2 separate regions of the Mus musculus genome follow, and region 2 is linked to region 1. The links are chromatin loops, found by intact Hi-C in ENCODE. Cell type or tissue: heart. All regions are shown on one strand.

Region 1 (8,000 bases):
TTTTCCTGCCTTAATTTGCACTCCTCCACTTTCAGCTGTGTTTGATGTAAGTCTGTGAATTAGACCCAGGAGACCTGTCTGAGGAAGCACGTGCTGTCCAAGGGAGGGTCTCCTCCTCCATTGGCTCACATCTGCCTTACAAAAAGCTCAGATTGCAGGGGAGACACACTGTAAACTCAAGAGTCTGCACCTTCAAGGAAAAATTAGTTGTTAGAACAGCAAAGTGGCCTCCGTCTGGCCTTCTGTTCTAGAAACAGCTCATTGCTTAGCTGCATTTAATAATCCATGAAACACTTCTATTAGCTTTGGTGTGGATTGTGTGAGTGCAGGAGTTAAAACAAAGTGAGGGGCAGAAATAGGAAACATGCAAAAAAATAAAAAAAAAAGGAAAAGAAGTGATATCTTCAATATTTGATCAAGGCCTCTATGTTCAGGTAACCAGTTACCAGCATAGGCTCGCCAACACCAACAGAAGCCGTGGAATACCACGTTGAATTATTCAGGTGACCAGGGGAACCTGTTTCTTCTTTTTACGACTTTTAAATGAGTATGCAGCTTTTCAAGCTAACCTTTACTTAAATATTTAGCACAGAAACTGAGGTCAAATATAAAATAGGAAAAAAGAAATCTCACTCAAAAACTCCAGCTGTAATTATGAATCAGATTATGGGATGCAGCTCAGCCTCTTCGTCTCCCCCTTCCTGTGCTCCAACAATTTCTTCTAGTGTGGGAAGAGCTCGGTCTCCGCCAGTTGGAAGTCTGAATTTTAGAATGACTTTTAGGTTTGTGTTTATCCACAATATTCCTGTCATTCACCCAATTCAATCCTTTATTTGTACATTTGTTTAACACATGATTTTTGAATATTTGCTTTGTCCCAGGCACTTGCCTAGGTGTGGGACTATATCAGGAAGAGTCGGCCTCTCCTGACTGTGTTAGTATACATTGAGAGAGACAGGTTAAAATGTAGAAATGTACCTCAAAGGCCGGTTGAAAATACTATGAAAGCGGTGGTGTATGGGAGTGATTCCTTGGGGGCAGCCTGGCTGACTGAAAAGCTAAGGAGTTGGGCAGGTGGCCTTGAGAGTAGGTGGAGCATATCCCTGGGTGGGCGAGAAGTACCGTGCAGGCTCTGATGCACACAGCCGGTGCACCTGTATCACGTTCTCCTCTCCTTCTGTGACTACCCGCCTGACCCAAACAATTTAAGGGAGAAAGGATCTACTTTGGCTTGCGGTTCAGAGGGAAGAGGCCACTGTGCGTACACTGGGGAAGGCATGGTGGCTGAAGCAGAGTGTGCTGGGGGCTTGTGCTATGACTTGTTATTGCTTGCCAGATCAAGAAAACAGGGAGGATCAGAAGCTGGGTGCTATGACAGTCAATGCCTGCTCCTTGTGGAGTGGCCTATGTCAACCAGCTAAGCACTGTGTTCCAATACCAAATGTGCACAAAGTCAGGATCAAGTGCCCAAAACACTAGCACTTGGAAGACATTTTGCATTAAAACTACAACAGTGTCCCAAGAAAGAGCAGCAAAACCAAGGAGAGTAAAGATTAGGAAGGGTCACTGCATGGTGTAATTTATGAGAGCCTTGGGGGCATTTTTATGCCTATGCAGGCCATGGGAGAGACTTAGGATTTTAGCCTAATTGTGATGTAAGCCAGCCAGGCTTCTGTATGGTGTAGATTGATTCCAAGTTTAAAAGGCCCATCATTCTTGCTCAACATAGAGGCTTTCTAGTGGAGGCTGGCTTCAGTAGCCATAAAAGAAAGACTTGCCACCAATGCTGTCTGCTCTTTGGTTGTAAGAGAGCACCCGCCTTCTGAAGCACTTGCAGTGGTTGAAAGGCCCGCCATCTTTGGTCATTTTAAAAGTCCACCAGTCTCTTTTCACACATCCTATTTTTTTATTCGACCAAAGCTTGCTCTTTCCGAAGGAGAACTTAGAAGTCAAGGTAAGAAAGAATTGCCTCACTAAATGCGGAGGATGGCCAGTCAATCGTCCCATGTGCAGTTCTTCTGAGGACCAGTTCTTCAGAAGGTCCTCAGAACACAGCCTAAGATGACCATTCTCAGCTAGCTATGCATTGATGGCTGTCCAAAGTGCTCCTAGTGAGGGAGACATCCTCAGAACGTGTTAACTGACAGAAGACAGGAGCAGAGAGAGAACGGTTATCCAAATGCTGATCTCATGTTGGTAATGGTAATTTCATGCCTAGAAATCATTTCAGAACTGTTCAAAAAACACAGGCTAATTTGTCAGCTCATTTTTATTCCCTGGGGACTCGCCTCCTGCAGATTTCCCTTGGGCGGGATAATCCCAAGCCATGTTCATGCTTGGCATACTGCTTTGTAGACTATTCCTTCAAGATTATGCTGATTCTCATCACGTGTTACAGGGGAGTGCTGGCTTAACAATGCCTCCTCACTGTGCACTTGCCCTGCCCTCTAAACTATTCTACTTACCTGCAATCTTATACCTTATAAACTTCCACTCAACTGCACGTACCATAGTCTACTTAGGAGAGACTCAAGCACATATTCTCCATCAAATCCTTTCTGTGATGGTATCTCTAGATGTCTTCCTTTAGTGAACAGGGTCATAGAGAAATTAAATGTACCCAGAGGCTCCCATTCTACTTATGATGGAGTAGCCAGCTGTGACGGGGATCCTGTTATTCCCCTTCAGAATAAAAGCAGCTAGGCTTCGGTCCAGCCTGGGTTTCTCAGGCCTGCCTCTCCCCGCTATGTTAGCTAAAGCCTGGCTGTTATATAAGGTTTGTGCTGCCTTCCCAAAGCACACAGTGCTTCTCACCCAGTCTTCTCTTCAGCCAGGCCTCAGTCTTCCATGATGCAGGGTGGAAATCTTCCTCTGAAGGAGAAGTCATTGTTCAGGCTCTCTCTGGCTGGCTGTGTCTAGTCTCTGCCTCCACAGCCCCGGGTCCTGACTCAGAAAGACTTGGCCTTTGGTTAATTTATGAAAGTAAACCAACCTGTAGGAGTGTGTACACTACATATGCTCACAGATGCCTCCAAATTTTGTGACACACCACCTACGCTGCTGGCATCAGTAAGAAACTATCCAAAGGACACTGTACACTTAGCTACTATCGTGCTGCTTGAACCTCCTCCAAAGCCATCGAGGTAGAGGGTTGTTTCTACTGATTACAGGGAAGGAAACTGAAACCTGAGTAGGTAAAGCTGCTTGCTTGGGGTCACTTTATGGAGGTGCATTGTACCCTAAGTTTCCCAGAAGAAACGCAAAGGGCACAGGGTCTACTGCCTGAGTGGGGAGGTATCTTTTCCCTGGTTTCTTAGTGGGGCTACCTGTGTGCCCACATACTGATTAATGGCAAAGGTGTGGCCCTTCCTAAGAGCCTGGGAATATCATGGGAGACTGGGGATAGAAACTGGGTCCAGAGCTAGCTCTCCACCCAGGAGTTGATTTATCACTGTGGCTAGGAGGAGGGGGGAGCTTAAATGTTTAGCATTCACAAGCCTTGACATCACCCTTGATTTTTCCCCCCACCCTGCAACTCACTCCATTAGGATTGACAGGCCACGGTGAAGCTTCTTGTGAGGGCTGGGCAGTTATAGAGGGTTATGGGAGGCTGAGAAACTACTCTGCATTAGCGAGGCAAATTAAGGTTCTAAATTACACAAAGACCTCCGGGAGTAGGTCCTGAATCTCCAAGGATTCGGTTGCAATTTCTTAGTATGAATGAATATACTTGCCAGAAAGTCCTAATTGTATTTTCTTTCTAAAATAGCCCCCATTTTCCCCTCCCCCAAACTGTGCCAGCTTCAGAACCCCATCCCCCCACAACCTTTATCCTCACCAAGGCAGAGCTGGAGAATAGAGGTGTAAATGTGTCAGAAGAGGGAAGCAGGGGCCCAGGAAGAGTAAATCCTCATCTAACATGGCAGAAAGTCAATAGATAAATCAAGAAATCGCTATGTAAGCTCTTTTTCTTTCTTTCTTTCTTTTTTTTTTTTTTTTTTTTTTTTTTTGCGACAAAAAGTGACCATCCAAGGAAGGGACTGATGAAAAAGGGCTCTAGGTAGAGCAGAACAGGAGGGGCTTGTTTCTTTCATTGTAAGTAGCTATTTTATACTTTAAGAACTGTTCATACATTGCTTGATATGGTTTTAATTCAGGCTTTTAAAAACCAGAGTGAAAGTTAGATGAAAGAAACAAACAGAATACAAAACTAAAAAAAAAAGTAAAAAATGAAAACACAGAGCAGAAAGGCCACAGATGACAATCTACTGAGGACCTGAAGAGCGGGGGCGGGGCACGGGGCGTGGTCTTAGGTCGCTGAGGGGGCGGGGCAAAGCTCCGCTCTGTCTCCCGGGAGTTCCGCCCACAGCAGGAAGCTGGGAGCGCAAGGTCAAGTTCACTCGCGGCTCCGCCCCCAGCCTGGGTCAAGACTAGTTAGTCTTAGGGCGATCTGCGGGGTGACCCATCCTGGTCGAGCAGCAGATCCGCGGTCCCTGTTGACTCTGAGCGGAGCCCCGCGACGCGCAGGTAAGCACAGCCAGCGACCTTGGCTGCCTGCTTCGCCCGCGTGGGTGTCCACGAAGCCTTGAGTCCCCGCGTACCTACCAGGCCCACGTGACTCTCGGGGGCGGCGACTCGGGCGCGCGCGCGCACGACAGAGTCAGATGGCTGTGGAGCGCAGAACCACGCTAGCCCCACGGTCACTTTTCTGACCGATTGGCTCGAGCTGACACGGGTTCGGATCCCCCCTGCAGCACGTTTACAGTCAGTTAAAAGTAAGTGTGTGACAATTACAGCGTATTGTTCAGTGTTCTCTTTCTATTGGCCTAAGTGGGGTTCCAGCGATTGTCACGTGTAGCGTGCTGCCCCGCAGAGCACAGACTAGCGAGGAGACCTCCAGCAAAGGCAAACCACACACATTAAAGTATGACAGTTCAAATTAGTAGGAGCTGTGGAGATAATTTTTAAGATAAGTAAATAAAAGCGCAGGGTGCTGGAGAAGTTTTATTACGTTTCCCGTCAGCAAAACCTGCTGGAGCTAAAGCTACCCCGTGAATGACGGAATTCCAGACATAAAGTAAGGCTTGGGAAGGAGGTTCCCTTGGGATCGTCCTGCAGAGAGCTGGTGCCTGCGAGTTCCTGTCCTAGTTAGTCGACGTCAACAAGTGAGTCATCTGGAAAGAGAGAACTTGGAGTTTTTAAATGCCACCATTAGACTAACCTGACCAAAAGGGTGTGGGGGCATTTTCTTGATTACTGATGTATGTAGGAGGGCTCAGCCCACAGTGGGGGATTCCACCACACCCTTTCCCACGTCCCCCACCCCAGTGGTGGTCCTTAGTTGTAATAGGCTGAGCAAGCCTTGGAGAACAAGCCAGGAAGCAGTGGTCCTCCATGGCCTCAGCTTCAGCCCCTGCCTGGATTTCTATCATTAATGGGACTGTGACGTTGGGAGAGCAAGGCAAATAAAGGCTTCCTACCCGAGTTGCTTTTGATCAGGGCATTTGCCTCGGCAGTTTCTTAAGCCACTGTTCTAAGATGGGACTGCTTGTACTACCAGGAAATGGGTTTGTGGGAAGCAGCTGCCAGAGCTGTTCAGACAGCAGCGGGCACAGCAGGGGTGAAGGTATCTCTGCTCCTCAAGACTGAACTTGAGGTGTCTGTCTCAGAGTAAGCTTCCCCCCCCCCCCCCCCCGCCTTAGTACATTCCCCTCTGACAGATGAGTAAACTCTCACAATACAGCCTGTTCTCTAAGTTGAGGACTGGTTTAACCATTTTTTGGAAACACTTGGCTCATGCCTTTCCCTTGACACTAAGGGTTAGGAGAAGCCAGATACAAGACCTGCTCTCCTGGAGCCTGTGCAAGGTTGGCCACTTACCATGCGGACTCTGAGCCTTGTGAGGGAAGCTGCCTTGTTTCCATTTAGCATTTAGGCCAGTGGTTCTCAGCCTTCCTGCTCCTGCAGTCCTTTAATACAGTTCCTCACGTTGTGACCTCGTCATAAAAATTATTTCATTGCCACTTCTGAACTGTAATTCTGCTACTGTTATGAATTATAGTTTAAATATTTGATAGGCAGGATATCTATGTGAGCCCCCAAATGGGGTTGCGACCCACAGGTTGAGAACTGCTGGTCTAGGTACACATTTCCCAGCAAGCACCACCTGATCCCGCCAGCCCCAAGAGGCAGCTCTTCCACTGGCAGCTCTCTCCCCTGAGGCACCGTCTCTGCTGGCCCCTTGCTGAGGACCCCTCAGAACTTGAGACCAGCACAGATTTGAGAGAGTGGCTTCAGGAAACACCTGTCAGCTGCTTGGCATTTACATGTGTGTGTATTTATAATATCTTCTTTATATTTTTAAGGTTATAATATAATTACATCATCCCCCCTTTTCTCCCTTCAAAACCCTCCTGTATATCCCTCCTTGCTCTCTCAAATTCATGCCTCTTTCTTTCTTTATTATTAATACATATATGTGTATTATGTATGTATATATTGTATGGTATACACATGTATAATATATACACATTATATATATATATATATATATATATATATATATATGATATTTATGTGTTAACAACAATTAATGAAAAAAGAGGCTTGGTAAATTTTACACCTTGAATGGGCCTGAGGTCTTCTGTGGTCTTGTCCACACAACTGATATAGATTTAGGATTTGCTCTAAGAGAACAGGGTGGAGAACCAGAGATGAGGAAGCACACTTAGGGGAAGAACCCACATTGTTGGATTGTGGTCAAAGGAGGACTGTTAATAGGACGTTGGAGGGAAAGGAAAAAGAGCAGCCACGATGCAGCCCCTTTGTTCCCCCTCACAGACCGTGGCAGTATGCTAGCCAAGATGGGAAGAGAGGCTTCAGTGTGGTGGCCATAGACCTGTGTCTTCCCAGCTCAGTAACTGCTTGGAAGAGGTCACTTATCCTCAGAGTCCTGAAGGTTGTGTGGACTTAGTAGGTTCCTGGCATCTGGTTCTGCTCTGGAGAAACAGTAATTTCCTCCCCTTTCCTTTTCCAACTCTACTAAACCAAGAATAACAGTGCCTGCTCTAGAGGCCATTGGGCTCTCAGGACCCGGAACACTTGGAGACGTAGCCATCATGTAGGGAGTTACCATGGTACTGGTATTGCCCATTCCCTATCTCAGCAGACACTGATGGAGTGGAGAGGGCGGGTGGGGTGGTGAGGAGCTGGGCAGGGTGATTAGTGGGGGGTGAGTTATCTATGGCCAGGGTTTCCTCCCACAAGCAGCAGCCTCCAAGTGAGAGGCGTGTTCTGCGTGATAGTGGGCCTCTGCACAGTCGCACCGTCAAAAGGCCCAAGAGTCTGAGAAGACAGGGGCCAGAAAAAACACAGAAGAAGAAAAAAGTGGAGAAACTAGTCAAAAGGCCTAAAGTTGCCTCCTGGGCTTGTCTTTAACTCATGACTGAGACCTCATCAGGGAGCTACTGTTGCCCTCTGACCTCTCTTATCTTTATGAATACACTAGTGTGCTTTATGATGATTGCCTGAGACTGGCCTCTTTCACCAGGTAGCCTGGGAGCTGTGGGGCATTGAAACCCCTGCACTGGGCAGCCATGCTCAAAATATACAGACTGATGAATACATGAGCAAGTGAAAATAAACCCCAAAACATTTTGAAGTATGCTCGTGCGTGTGCGTGTGCGTGTGCGTGTGCGTGTGTGCGTGTGTGCGTGTGCGTGTGCGTGTGTGTGTGTGTGTGTGTGTGTGTGTGTGTGTTTTAAGTAGGAATAAGAAAGCAGGGGAAAATAGCTAGCAAGCTTAAGCATTGGCAGAGGACTAAACCCTTTCATACAGAAGGCAGCCTGATGGAACGATAGATAACCCTATGGCTTTCCAATCATATAACATAGCCTATGACTGAAGTCTTAGCATGCGCAAAATGGCAATCATACCCAGCTCATAGTAAGCAAGGTAAGTATGCAGCTGGGGTGTGGGAAAATCCTCAGTCAGCAGTAGCT
Region 2 (8,000 bases), 270 kb after region 1:
AGGCTTGCCGGCAATATCAGTACCCAGGAAGCTGGAGCAAGATCAGTAGTTCAAAGCTATCTTCAGCTGCATACCACATTCATAAAGCAACCTGGGCTACAGATCCATGTCTCAACAAAACCCAAAACCTTTTGCAGCCAAGATTCTGTAAGTGCTAAGCAACCATATCTCTATTCTTGGGAGACAGCTCAGTGGTTCTCCAATTCACTTTGGTCTGATGATGGATAGTAATGTGACCATGTGGTCAAAACTTTCACTTCTAGTCACTTTAAGCAGAAATTCGGGTAACGATGTTTAATATTTCCTTCAATAGGAAAAGCAACTGGTGTGCAGTAATGAATTGATGAAGAAGCTCGAAGATGACTTAACATCCTTCCACAACTCCCCAGAGCCTGCAGGATAAAGTCCAAACTCCTTAAACTGACAATCACACATCAGCAGAAGCTGAGCCTCATCCATCTTTCTAGCACCATTTCACAGTCCTTCTCCTTACCCCTGGCCCATGCATGCTAATCTAGTCTTAGTTCTGTGAGAGAATCAATGTTTTTGCAGCCACCTTCCACTCAAGACTACAAAGGGCACTCCATTCAGAGTATTACAATTTATATAAACTACGCCCTCCATGTATAAAGAGTCAACCCATATTCTGTGTTACTCTTCAAGCTGACATTTGTCTTTTTATCACCAATCTCTGAGCAAACAGTACCCACCACTCCCTTTACTGCCATGCTGTCACTTAAAGCCTTTACAACCTTGCTTCTCTTAGCACTGCTCAACCAAACACTATGTTTTGTGTTTTTAAATTAAAACCCCTTAAGATAAGCATATGATTTTAAAAGCCCTCAGCATCACAACAGATTTTGCAAATACTAATTTTCCTTAGATTCTCTGAAGCCATCAAGACTGCAGCCTCCCTCCTTCCTGAGTTCTCTTCCTTCTGTATATCCAGTCTTCTGACATCCCTCAGTGTGCAACCCCCACACCCCACCCTGACTCCCTCTCTCTCTCTCCCTGTCCCCTGTCCTAGTCTTTCTCCAATTGGCTTTTCACTTGACCCACTGTCACTCAGGGATTCCATATATTCCCCTAGTTAGAAATTTAGAGTTAATTTGATTCAAAATAGCGTTAAAATGATTCCTTCTCTGTCAGCTCTACAAACTCCATCTTTGTGTATCTAGTTTATTCTAGCTTCTTGGACAGAGTGGAAGATGGATGAGAAAGTACAAAGGCATTGGGGAAACTAGATACGATTTCAGTATGACTGAACCACAAATATCAAGTTTGTCTTTCATCTTGAGAAATGTGACATAGAGCATACCATGTACATCCCATTTGGGTCTCAGTTAAAGACAAAATAACACAAGTCTTTTAGATTTACCATATGAATCCCAATGGTGAGTTCTTGTGCACACTCAATAACCTTTAGTACTGTTACTTTCACACCTGCCCCATATTTTTATAATCTATTTCTCCCAATTCATTTCTTCAATTGTGTCATATACCTCAGCAAAGGCACATACGTGAACGAGTTAGTTGTCTGGCACAGTGGTCTCCAATAGTTTACCGTATCAATGCCCCAATCCTCCCTATTTATAAATGTTCAGGTTCCAATCCCAGTCCCTTCTTCCTTCTCCCTCACTGCTTCCAAATGAATACTCTTTTCCACGCAAATGTGAAACATTCTGATCTGTAAAACATACCTTACCCTCTACGACTTGAGATCTGACTCGAAGTCTGTGTACTGAGGCTTGTTATCCTCTAACTAAGCTGGGCATTTTCTTCTGTTCTTGCTTTTCCCTAAGGTTAGTCATATTCTGCCCAGTATGCAATGTTTCCTGCCTAACTGATCTTTCCTCCTTATAGACTGTAGCCCTTCCAGGGGAGCAGCTAGCTGCTTCTTCATGCTATTTCTCTGCTAAGCTGATATATATGTATTCAACAACAACAAAAACAAACAAAACATCGTTTCCTTGAAGAATTTTCATTGTCGCAGCCTCTTAGAAGGAAGTGGAAATATGATGTGGACTAGTTAACTTTTTGTTAACTTGTCACAAGTTCAAGTCATCTGGGAATCTCAGTGGAGACAATCCCTCTATCAGACTGGCCTGGAGGCAAGTCTGGGTGTCTTTTCTTAATGATTGACATGTGTGGGCCCAGCCCACTGTTGGCTGTGCCACCCTGGGAACCCAGCAAACCATGGAGAACAAGCCAGAAAGCAGCACTTCTCTGTGGACTCTGCTCCTACTCTTCCCTCCCAGGTTCAAGCCTGGTCCTGTCTGCAGCTCCTGCCTTAGCTTTCCTCAGTTACCGACTGCATCTTCTAGGGTAAAAGAAAGCCTTTCCTCCCAGGCTGGTTTTGCTCAGTGTTTTATCACAGCCACTGAAGTCAAACTAGAACAGATGGGGGTGGGGCTGGGGTGTACACACGGTACTGCTAAATCGATGCTGGAAGGGATGCCCACTTGGGATGAAGCAGCCGTCCTAGAGATTGACCAGCTAAGACTTTAAGCTTGTTATCAATAGCAATCAACCCCTTGGGAAACCCTCTACCAATTTGCTAAGCTTGACCATAGTTCTTTTCTTCCCCAGAGCTATTTTCCCAACCTTCCACATGCCTCTAAGCCAGAGTAAACAAGAGATTTTGTTTTAAGCCCACAATTGAACACTTAAGAGTTATGTGTGTGTGTGTTTATGTATTTGATTATTTTCTTGAAATTTCTTACAATTAAAACCCAAGTCCAGAGTTTTAGAGGTATTCTCTTAAGATAGTACCTAGCATAACTTTTCATATAGCCGAAATTCAGTACATAAGTTTTAAAAGATTAAAAGAGAGAGAGAGAGTCTTGCAGAAACTGGTATTGAACTCGCAGATCTTCAAGGTTTGTGGTTACATGGGTACGCTATGGCCTGGCTAAGAGCTGATCATAGTCACTATTGCAGAACTTGATGTTGCTGACCTGCAGCAGCAAAAGATGGAGACACAAAATGAGCACGGCAGGTGGGGGCTTAACTCTCCAGCAGGTAAACTACAGGTGTTATATAGATTTAAGTATTATCAACAGGTTCTGTGGAATGGAGATGTTATTTTATTTTATATTTATTGATACTGTGTCAAATTAAAAATGCAAAGAGAATTAAGGAATCAAAAATAATAGAAGCCCAGCTATTCTCCACACTAGATATAGTTCACATTTTAAAAAGTTTCAACTAATTCTTGCAATTGGTTGCGCTACAGTATGCGATTATGTGATTATTCATGTCAATTATGTAAAAATCTCATTACTGAGAGAAAATTTGTTTTTACTGACAGAATAGTAAAAATGGATCTTTGAAAACTATCTGACTTTTTGTATATGAAAAACTGAGGCCTATAAATCTCCCAAGAGCCAGGCACTACCTAATGAAAACTCACCCTTACTTCTCTCAGGCTATACAATTCCTTTCTGGAAACCTAGGCTTTTCTCCAACTAGAGGTTTATAAGGAGCTAAGGGCAACTTCCATTTGTTTCATAGCATTATCTTTTTAAAAGGTGTGTGAAATCGATACACAATGTATTTGCACTTTTCCTGGCAATCATTTTTTTGAAATTCAACTAATTTATTAAAGAGCTATTTTGGCATAGCAGATAGAGCACTGGGCTTCCAGGGCGTATTCTCCCCTGAGCCCAGATCTTAACAACACTACTTACTATGCCATCTTGGCCAGTAAACCTGAGTTCTTTGAGTCTTACATTTCCAATCAATAAAACGGAGACGACTCCTACGTGATGTGGCAGTACCACCAACTGAAGGTACATAGCCAAACAAACGACCCGGTGGATGCTCTTTGAAGGGTAATCACCCGACTGCCTCCGGGAGCCTCCAGAACCAAGATCTCAGGGCTCCTCGGAGCCTCAAAGGCGGGAGCCGCGCCCACATCTTTTCCGCCTCGGTCGGTTTCACCCAAGACCCAGACACCGCTCTGGGCCCCGTTCCGGAGCCCGCTGGAGTACACAGTTTTAGAGCTTTCTTTTCTCTGCCAGAGGCTCACGCTGTTCGGATAGCGCTTCCGGGCCCCTCCACTGCTGCCGACGTTCAGCAGGAATCCAGCACTGCGCTCCATCTTCTTGCCTTTCTGAAACTGACCGAAGGTGAGCAGCCCAGACCGCCGCTAGTCACCGCCCAACTCTGGCCACAGCAATACACTCCATCAGCCAGCTCAGCAGCGGGAGACGCGGAAGTCCGCGTTACCTAGGAAACTGGGGCGGGACCATGCACGGACCGCCTTACGGAGGGTGTGCGCAGGCGCAGAGCCTGGCTCCGAGTACCGCGAGAGTCGCTTCCCGGAAGTTCCACGTCAGTGGGTTGGCCGGTCCACGGGTCGGTGGGTTCCTGAGTGTGTCGCCTTGAGCCTGTGACGGGCAGGGGCTCGCTCGGACAGTCGGAGCCATGGTAAGTCGGGCCTCAGGGGACAGAGAGTGGAGCCCACCGGCTGCGGCGGGTTCCCGGGGCTTCTTGGCTAGGAGCAGTAGCTAGAAGCGGTCTGCGCTGCTACTGCTGCGGCCTGACGGGGTCCTCCTGTCCCGTTGGCGTCCTGGGAGGAAGAAGGCCAGACCGGGAGGCTGCCGTGGTGACACAGTAGTGTAACTGGGTACCCGCGAAGGAGCGGCGCCCCCGACTCTCAGGGCGGTCAGGGCGCCTGTCAGTGCCCTTGCAGTCTGCACCGGGTCCGGTAGTGCAAGTAAATGCTAGAGTCAGGACTCGGATGCCAAAGGCAACTTTGACCAAGTCACTTTATTCTGTCATTGAGGGTGGTGCTTGCTAACCCACCTTCCAGGTTGCGTGAGGTGTTTGGTAGTGTGCAGGCACCACATTGCAAACTTAAGCAGAGGAAAACCAGAACTAAACAAAGTTAAATGTATATGGAGCCAGAGGTGAAATTTCAAATGCTATGGCAGCCCAGCTCGTCGTTTTCTAGTTGATGTTGATTGGGCCTTCTGTGCACACAGAGGATGACCTTTTTGGGGAAGGCCCTGAGATCTGCCTAACTTAGTTTTGAGACATATTTTTAATAGTCAATTAAAAATTGACTTTCCTTCTTCAATGTTTGTGAGTTCCATACCCACACATTGAACCAGCTTTCGGTGGAAGACATTTGAGGAAAACTGTTGTGTGAACATGTGCTGTCATAGTATACAACGACTCTTTACAACTTTGACCCCTGTATCGGTGTTCTAACTAATCTAGAGATGACCAGGAGTGATGGGTAAATTATAAGCACTTAAATAACTGAACGTGAGCGTTTTGATTTGGTGGAGGATACTGGAACCATGTGCAGAGATACTAAAAGATGGCTGTATTTTAAGTCTCGAGTAAAAAGTACAAAACATGACTTTATTTATTTGCTCACTCACCATAGGAGCATTTCACTGTCCTGCATTTTGCTAAACATTTACCAGCTGATTGTCACCGCAGCCTGTGGATAATTATGAGTAATGTTTATGGTGGTTACTATAAGCCGTGCTCTGCTCTAACTGAACTCTGATTTTAATTCTCAGAATGCTAAGAGAGATATTATTATTATCCCTGTTATACAAGTCAAACCTTGGGTGTTAATTAAACTTACTACCATGTGTCTGACATGAGCGCTGCAGCTGAGGCTTCTAGCAAGACTGTGGACCTCATCTATACTACCTGTTCCTCCCGTATTCCCAAATACATATGGTGTGGAGAGAAGGAGCTGGATAAGCACTGAGCCTGCCCTTCAGAAATAAACCACTCCACAAGCAAGAAGAGCTGTGTACGTGGATGGGGAAGAATCCTCTGGCTAGGCTAATCAGAAAGGGCATAATGGTGGCAGTGGCATTTAAACTAAGTCTGGAGTTGAGGATGCAGTGTGAGTAGTTTAATCGTCTAAGACCTGGTATGATATCTTTAAAACACTCATGACTGGGATGGTAAGTATGACTCCAGGAGCGCTTGCCTGCAGTAATGCACATTTTAAAATGGGTGTCTTTACTTTGGGGTATGTGCAGCTATATACTAGGTAGTTCAGAGATCCCTAGCCATTTTGAAAAATCAATTTGAAAACCTTGTTAGGATTATCCTAACAATCCTATTTTACACACACATACACACACCACACACTTACACATACTTACTTGGATGTGGGGGCTTATGTTATGTTGAAGATCCCACTATGGCTCCTGGCATAACATACTTCCTGCTTGTTGTTGACTCAAAGATGAGAGGGAGAAGTTAAATTTTGTGACAGTAATTAGTGGGGCAAACATTTAGAAATCATCGAAAAGGTTTGCTCCCCTGAGATTAGCTTGTGATTTAAAGATGGTGGCTTGAGTATGTTAGAGATGGGCAGGGCTGCATGACAGTGGAGGTGTTCTCACGAGAACTGACTAGTTAGAGCACGGGCCTAAAGCTGGTTTTGGAAGTGAAGAGCAAACAATGAAGAACAGTTAGAAGTACATGTGTCAAACAGACACACAGAGAGAGGAGACTGAGAGCCTTGTTAGGTGTCTGTTTCAGGGCATTCCCTCTGCCGGGTCCTCAGTTTTGTGCTGAGAAGCAAACCTTCGCTTTCTGTTGAATTCATGACTGTTAGGGAACAGCACAGAGGCACCAGCACAGTAACTCATCCTGGCAGTAAGGTCCAGGTTGTGCGCTAGGCTTATGGAAGGGGAAGTGCATTTTAAACGAGCCTACAAGAAAGAGTGGAAGAAGAGAGAGTGTTCCAGGACTTCACTGTGGAATGAACTAACTTTTCTTCTGGAATGGCTTCCCTGGGAGAGACGGAACACAGTCGCTTGCTCAAATCATTTTCTGTTCTGTGGTTCAGAACTGTTCATAGCTGTGGTCTGACTGGAGAAGGACAGTTTTAAACTGTTACTATTTTATGGCTTAAATTTGTTTAAAATTGTTCTGTTTTTCAGTATGTATCTGTAAATTCAAAAGGCCTTTATGAACAGGAGTAAACCCTTTTTGATCAGACATTACTTGCCTACAGTTTAAATGCCCTCCCCATCTGATTATTTTTAAAGAGCTCATTTAATGTTATGGTCTAGGATTACTACAGCTTCATAAATGATATACCTTCACAACATTGTCTGCTACAACACTAATGCATGGACATGAAATTGTGATTTAGCTGATGTTCTAAATTTATTTACCTATCTATAAACTGGGGGTTTCAGAAGTGTCTTCTGAAGTTCCTTGGAGGTCTCTTACTGTTTGAGGAAGTCAACAGATGAGAAGTTTTACCAACAGTAAGATGTGTTGCCCTTCCCGCTAGGTTTATATTTGCACTGGTGAAAGGTGACCATGTTGGTGCACTAATGGCAGAATGTGCTGGTGACACCTTCTTGTTGAGACACACTTGCCTTGGAGCTCACGCTGACTTTGAACTCACAGTCCTCTTTTTTAGAGGCCACAGTGCTGAGATTACAGGAGTTCACCACCACATCCGACCTGATAACATGTTCTGATTGTCAGACACTTATTTGTAAGAAGCAAGGTTTTCAGTGAGAGTGCCATGGGTGAAACAGTAAAATGTTATTAATGCTGTCAATCTCAACACCTCAGGAGGCATCTTCTAAAGATTCTGTATTAGTATTACAAATGAGGATGTGTAAAATACTTGTAAAGTAACATGTGGCTGATGGAAAAGGCACTTTAATATAGATAAAGTTTCATGCAAGCTTTACTTGAAATGATGGCTCAGAACTACTTATTCAAATGTATTTAGCAGACATAGCTTGATAACTGAAAGACATTAGCTGGTCCCTGACCATGTTTGTTACTGATGATAGAATTCTAGCCTTCAAATGTAAATTTGAATTTTTGAAACTGAATTTCATGTATTTCTGATATTCAAAGACTTGTCAGTTAAAGTAGGAAGTGGTATTAATAAATGTGACTTTTGACTAAGGGTAATAAAATTTGTTATTTGTGTGGATCTGTGTAACTCAGTGAACCATCCTGTCCCAAATGATCAATGTATTCTGTTA

Evidence for each region. A loop is a pair of places that touch in the nucleus more often than their neighbours do. Peaks named below come from ENCODE experiments on the same cell type or tissue, not always from the same donor. Only the 100,000 strongest peaks of a DNase experiment are listed, where the experiment ranks them.
Region 2: it touches region 1 in a loop (10-fold over the local background); 2 of 42 quality-filtered maps call a loop at or near these places.

The regions. Positions count from the first base shown.
Region 1 is chr9:98,292,206-98,300,205 of GRCm38, forward strand. Nmnat3 (nicotinamide nucleotide adenylyltransferase 3) reads left to right here and starts at 4,365. Exons shown (of 5, transcript NM_144533.3): 1 at 4,365-4,775. Gm46126 (a long non-coding RNA gene) reads right to left here and starts at 7,449. Exons shown (of 2, transcript XR_001779264.2): 1 at 5,881-7,449; 2 at 4,992-5,174. It also overlaps the pseudogene Gm28530. In heart, no CTCF peak of the experiment used is centred here; DNase peaks (open chromatin) are centred at 4,616 and 5,336; H3K4me3 peaks cover 1,977 bases; H3K27ac peaks cover 3,290 bases; H3K27me3 peaks cover 562 bases.
Region 2 is chr9:98,559,393-98,567,392 of GRCm38, forward strand. Copb2 (coatomer protein complex, subunit beta 2 (beta prime)) reads left to right here and starts at 4,339. Exons shown (of 22, transcript NM_015827.2): 1 at 4,339-4,431. The coding sequence starts at 4,429. It overlaps 4930579K19Rik (RIKEN cDNA 4930579K19 gene), which reads right to left and starts at 4,219. Exons shown (of 1, transcript NR_029444.1): 1 at 3,068-4,219. In heart, a CTCF peak has its summit at 4,150; a DNase peak (open chromatin) is centred at 4,209; H3K4me3 peaks cover 2,214 bases; H3K27ac peaks cover 1,457 bases; H3K27me3 peaks cover 190 bases.